Regions from separate parts of the Homo sapiens genome. Here region 1 is linked to region 2. A link is a contact called in ENCODE POLR2A ChIA-PET data. All regions are on one chromosome and are shown on one strand. Each heading gives the region's core, a stretch centred on a gene start or an enhancer-like site at or near the end of the contact. The rest is flanking DNA. Distances are from core to core; before and after follow the strand shown.

Evidence for each region. ChIA-PET counts read pairs that join two places held with the same protein, here RNA polymerase II (POLR2A).
Region 1: POLR2A ChIA-PET joins it to region 2 with 11 read pairs in activated CD4-positive, alpha-beta T cell. The contact joins the promoter of ERLNC1 here to the enhancer-like site in region 2. POLR2A ChIA-PET finds 5 or more read pairs at or near these places in 2 of 52 experiments (SK-N-SH and activated CD4-positive, alpha-beta T cell).

The regions. Positions count from the first base shown.
Region 1 is chr1:204,139,818-204,143,132 of GRCh38, reverse strand. It overlaps ERLNC1 (estrogen receptor responsive lncRNA 1), which reads right to left and starts at 1,725. Exons shown (of 3, transcript NR_123739.1): 1 at 1,657-1,725; 2 at 873-1,568; 3 at 124-484. It overlaps ETNK2 (ethanolamine kinase 2), which reads left to right. Exons shown (of 8, transcript NM_018208.4): 4 at 1,676-1,818; 5 at 3,015-3,098.
Region 2 is chr1:203,652,059-203,654,970 of GRCh38, reverse strand. All of the region lies in intron 1 of ATP2B4 (ATPase plasma membrane Ca2+ transporting 4), which reads right to left. Among named protein-coding and RNA genes, the nearest start is that of ATP2B4, 27 kb to the right of the region's middle. Within about 2 kb of position 1,635, at least 5 of the 41 ENCODE cell types and tissues checked have a DNase peak (open chromatin) inside an H3K27ac peak, as active enhancers do.

The DNA of each region.
Region 1 (3,315 bases), core at 476-2,975, 490 kb before region 2:
GAGGCCTCCCCCATATCACCTCTCCCAGCAGACTCCCTGGACTCAGAGAGGCCTTTGCAGAACCTCTGAGGGGCACCCAGGCCTTCAGAGAGAGTGCACAGTCCTCACAATTAGGAGACTCCGTTCGATTTGGATCCTTGGACGGGCCAAGGACTGCTTTCCTTAAATGAAGAAGTAAAGGATCCAGCAGTGCAAGAGGTATCTGGAGGCTTGGAGGGAGGCTCTTTCCTTCCTTGAGCCTCAGTTTCCCAATGGGGCTGGACTAGATAACCTCAGATCTTCTTGAGCTTTGACCTTCTCAAAGCCTGGAAGGGACCCTGTCCTCTCTTCCTTCTCCAGAGGGGGCAGAGGAGTGCCTCAGTCACTGAATACTCTTTCTCGTGTTCTGGCCCCTGGGCTGGGTGAGGGAGTGATCGGTCTGTCCTGTGGGAAGGTGAGAGAGGGCCGGTCTCATCCTCATCCTTCTCTATGTGCTCTTGCTACCCTGGACAGAGAAACACAAACAGGTGACACAGGAATGGAGATAAAAGCCCAGCCTCCTCCCCTCTGCCCATTGGTGGTTCTAGGTTTTTTAAGGACTGTGATAAGTGTTTGGCCTTTTCAGTGTACACAGACCTGTGTGCCTCCTGGGGACCAAAGTTCAGAGCACACAAGCACAGTGGACCCTCATCAGACTTCCACATGGCCTCTGATAACTTGATTGATTGGCTGATTTCTTCATTCCTCAACATGTGTTTCTTTCAGCAGAAATGGCTGCTGAGTGCTTGGGATGGGGGTGGGGCAGCAGGAGAGGTTGACCCATGCATCTTTGTTCATGCCCCCAGGTTGCACTTGCATGATATGGCAGGGGTCTGGGACAAGGGAACACTTACTCATAACTCAAGGTAGAAGGGATGAGTCAATGGGGAGCCACAAAGCAAGCATGCTCTTCATTGAAGGCTTTAATGTTCCTTTGACAGTGTAGGAGTGAGCTAAAGAAGCTCTTAGTTTGCTTTCTCATGTGAGCCGATGGTCTGTTTGTGAGATGAGAGGTTAGACCAGACCGTCTCTCTGATCCCTTCTACCTGTGACATGGTCAGCTGCTGGGGTGAGAGGGGGGTGCATACCAGGACATACCTCTGCCTCCTCAAGAGAGCTCCATTGCTCCAGCTCCCTGCCAGGGCACTACTCTTCCTCCTGGGGAGGATCTTTGTGGGAGTCAGCTCGACTTAGGGAGCTGCACCGCCTCCTGGGGAGTTTTCCCAGCATCCTAAGATCAGGTCTGTTTTGCATCTCTCCCCACTGCTCCTGTTGCCCTTGTTCTTAGTCTGGAATCCCCAGGTCTGGACACTCGTTCTCACCTGCCTTGTCCTTTCCCTGTGTCTCCTTCCTTACCCTCCTGTTCCTTTCACAAAGTAGCAGGGATGCCCTCAGTCAGTGACTTTTATGCTCTGCCTCATGCTTTGACGCCCATGTCTTTATCAGCTTCCTAGCATAACCAGAGGAGTCAGAAGGACAGGACGCCTCAGTGCCATTTTACAGATGATAAAAGTGAGGGTCTAAGAGATTGGCCATTTTTCCAAGGCCCCCTGCAGTAAGACAGAGGGAGTGATGAGGCTCAGATTCAGGGCTCTTGAGGCCAAGCACCTGTCTATCAGCCCTCCTTTCACTGGCTACCTTTTTTGCCACTGCCCAGCCTTTCTGCAGATGTCCCTAAGGTAGAGGTGTTGGAACGGGAGCTGGCCTGGCTGAAGGAGCATCTGTCCCAGCTGGAGTCCCCTGTGGTGTTTTGTCACAATGACCTGCTCTGCAAGAATATCATCTATGACAGCATCAAAGGTATGGCTTCTCTGGCCCTGGGGCAGCAGCAGGGTTTTGGTTGGTTGGTTAGCTGGCTTCACGGAGCTGTTCTTCCGGCTGGCACTTGGACAAGCAAAAGTTAGACCTTGATTTAGGTCTTAAGTTAATTTGTAGGAGGGAAGGGGGAAAGGAAATAAAAAATTCCCACTTTGAAAAGTCTGTGCCAAGGGCCAGTCTCAGTGGCTCATGCCTATAATCCCAGCAGTTTGGGAGGCCAAGGCATGTGGATTGCTTAAGCCCAGGAATTCAAGACCAGCCCAGGCAATGTGGTGAGACCCTGTCTCTACAAAAAAAATACACAAAACTTTTCCTGGTATGGTGGTACATGCTATAGTCCTAGCTCCTCGGGAGGCTGAGGCAGGAGAATCACTTGAGCCTGGGAGGTGGAGGCTGCAGTGAGCCATGATGGAGCCACTACACTCCAGCCTGGGCAACAGAGCAAGACCCTATTTAAAAAAAAAAAAAAAGTCTGGCCAGGCGCGGTGGCTCATGCCTGTAATCCCAGCACTTTGGGAGGCTAAGGCGGGTGGATCATGAGGTCAGGAGTTCAAGACCAGCCTGGCCAACATGGCGAAACCCCATCTCTACTAAAAATACAAAAATTAGCTGGGCATGGTGGTGTGCGCCTGTAATCCTAGCTACTCAGGAGGCTGAGGCAGGAGAATCGCTTGAACCAGGGAGGCAGAGGTTGCAGTGAGCCGAGATCATGCCACTGTACTCCAGCCTGGGCGACAGAGCGAGACTCTGTCTCAAAAAAAAAAAAGACAAAAACAAACAAACAAAAATCTGTGCCAAGAAAGAGAGAGAACGAACACATCCTGGTGTTGCTGATGAGGGCATCACCCCAGGGCGTATTAATACTTAGCTTTATTCCTGATCCTTAGCCATGCTGAGGACAGCTGTCTTTAGATGAGGAGAGCCTGAAGATCCAGCTGTGTGAGAGGGACACTGGGAGCTGGGAAGGGCAGATGGATGGATGGATGGATGGATGGATGGATGGATGGATGGATGAATGGAAGTAGCTTGGAAGACTGCTGCAGTGATGGGATTGGGCAGGGTTGCTGCAGAGGCCGGCATCACTCAGTGGGTGCATCCCAGAGGTCTGTGGAAGCTTGACCAGGCTCTGTTGCCAGATCTCCTGGGCCAACTCTCATCGATTCTCCTCTACTTCATAGGTCACGTGCGGTTCATTGACTATGAATATGCTGGCTACAACTACCAAGCTTTTGACATTGGCAACCATTTCAATGAGTTTGCAGGTGAGAGGGGCATTTCTACAGTCATGTGCTTTGTAGCGGTGTTTCAGTCAATGACTGACCGCATGTAGATGGTGGTCCTATGAGATTACTGTATATTTACGGTAATAGGTACCATATTTTTACTGTACCTTTTCTATGTTTAGACATGTTTAGATACGTAAATACTTAGCATTGTGTTACAGTTACCCACAGTATTCAGTATAGTAACATGCTGTAC
Region 2 (2,912 bases), core at 386-2,885:
TTCCAAACTCCTGTTAATGTTGATATTTTGACTTCCTCCATGAATCATGAATATCTTTTTCTTTCCTTTTTTTTTTTTTTTTTCCAGACGAGGTCTCACTCTGTCACCCAGGCTGGAGTGCAGTGGCACAATCATGGCTCACTGCACCCTCGACCTCTCAGGCCCAAACGATCCTCTCACTTCAGCCTCCTGAGTAGCTGAGAGCACAAGAGCACACCACCATGCCTGACTAACTTTTTCACTTTTTGTAGACAGGGTCCCCCTGTGTTGCCAGGCTGGTCTCAAACTCCTAGGCTCAAGTGATCCTCATGCCTCAGCCTCCCAAAATGCTATGATTACAAGCATGAGCCACCATTCCCAGCCCTTGAATGTTCTTAATGGCCTCTAGAATGGTGGATTCTTTCCAGAGGTTTTCAATTCACTTTGCCCAGATCCATCAGAGGAATCATTGTCTATGGCAGCTATAGCTTTACAAAATACATTTCTTAAATGATAAGACTTGAAAGTCAAATTTGTTCCTTGTTCCATGAGCTGCAGAATAGATTTTGTGTTAGCAAGCATGAAAACAACATTCATCTCCTTGTATGTCTCCATCAGAGATCCTGGGTGACCAGGTACATTGTCAATGAGCAGTAGTATTTTGAAAGGAGTAGGTTTCAACAGTGGGCTTAAAATATTTGGTAAACTGGCCGGGCACGGTGGCTCACACCTGTAATCCCAACACTTTGGGAGGCCGAGGTGGGCAGATCACCTGAGGTCAGGAGTTCGAGACCAGCCTGACCAATATGATGCAACCCTGTCTTTACTAAAAACACAAAAATTAGCCAGGCATGGGGGCATGCGCCTGTAATCCCAGCTACTCGGGAGGCTGAGACAGGAGAATTGCTTGAACACGGGAGGCAGACATAGCAGTGAGCTGAGATCGCACAATTGCACTCCAGCCTGGGCAACAAGAGCGAAACTCCATCTCAAAAAAAAAAAAAAATATATATATATATATATATATATATTTGGCAAACCATGCTGTAAATAGATGAGCTGTCATCCAAGCTTTGTTGTTTCTTTGATAGATCACAGGCAGAATAGATTTAGCATAATTATTAAAGGCCCTAGAAGCCTGGCGTGGTGGCTCACGCCTGTAATCCCAACACTTTGTGAGGCCAAGGAGGGCGGGTCACTTGAGGTCAGGAGTTTGAGACCAACCTGGCCAATATGGTGAAACCCCGTCTCTACTAAAAATATAAAAGTTAGCAGGGCGTGGTGGCGGGTGCCTGTAATCCCAGCTACTCAGGAGGCTAAGGCAGAAGAATCACTTGAACCTTGAGGGGTGGAAAATTCATAAAGACCCTAGGATTTTCAGAATGGTAAACATTGACTTTAACTTGAAGTCACCAGCTGCCCTGGCCCCTAATGAGAAAGTCAGCCTGTTCTTTGAAACTTTGAAGCCAGGCATTGACTTCTCCTTTCTAGCTATGAAAGTCGTAGATGGCATCTTTTTCCAAGAGAAGACTGTTTTGCCTACATTAAAATCTGTTGTTTAGCATAGCCACTGTCACCAATTATCTTAGCTAGATCTTCCGACTAACTTGCTGTGGTTTCTATGTCAGCACTTGCTGCTTCACCTTTACGTTGTGGAGACAGCTTCTCTCGTTAAACCTCAAGAACCAAGCTCTGCTAGCTTCTAACTTTTCTTCTGCAGCTTCCTCCCCTCTGTCAACCTTCACAACATTGAAGAGATTTAGGATCTTGCCTTGGATTAGGATTCAACTTAAGGGAATGTTGTGGCTGGTTTGATCTTCTAATCAGACCACTTGAACTTCCTTCCTGTCAGCAAATAAAGCTGTTTTGCTTTTTTATCATTTGTGTGTTAACTGGAGTAGCACTTTTAATTTCCTTCAAGAACATTTTCCTTTATTCACAGCTTGGCTAACTGGTACAAGAGGCCTAGCTTTGGGCCTATCTCAGCTTTCAACACGACTTCCTCAGTAGGCCTAATCATTTCTAGCTTTTGATTTCTAGTGAGAGACCTGTGACTCTTTCTTTCACATGAACACTTAGAGGCCATTGTAGGGTTATTAACTGGCCTACTTTCAATATTGTTGTGTCTTAGGGAATAGGGAATCCCCAGGAGAAAGAGAGAGATGAAGAACAGCTCGTCAGTGAGGCAGTCAGAACATACACATTTGTTGATTGTTTGCTGCCTTATATGGGCACCATTTGTAGCACCCCAAAACAATTCTATTAGTAACACCAAAAAATCACTGATCACAAATCATCATAACACATATAATAATAATGAAAAACTTTGAAACATCATGAGAATTACCAAGATGTGACACAGAGACATGAAATGAGCACATGCTGATAGAAAAATGGCGTCAACAGACTTGCTCAACACAGGGTTGCCGCAAACCTTCAATTTATTTAATAATAAAATAAAAAGGCAGTGTCTGAAGTACAATAAAATAAGGTATGCTTATAATTTTTCTTCTTTTGAATTATTTCTTTTAGAAGTTGCTTTAGTAGGCCTCGCATAGTGGCTCACGCCTGTAATCCCAGCACTTTGGGAGGCCGAGGTGGGAGGATCATTTGAGGTCAGGAGTTCAAGACTAGCCTGGCCAACATGGCGAAACCCCGTCTCTACTAAACATACAAAAAAATTAGCCGGGCATGGAGGCGCGTGCCTGAATTTCAACTACTTGGGAGGCTGAGGCAGGAGAATCGCTTGCACCTGGGAAACGGAGGCTGCAGTGAGCTGAGATTGTGCCACTGCACTCCAGCTTAGGGGACAGAGTGAGACTCTGTGTCAGAAAAAAAAAAAAAAAAGAAGAAGTTGCTTTAGTGGAGTAGTCTGTTGGTAGAAACCTCTGTTTTTGTTTGTCTCTAAAGGGTTTTGTTTTGCTTTTTTTTTT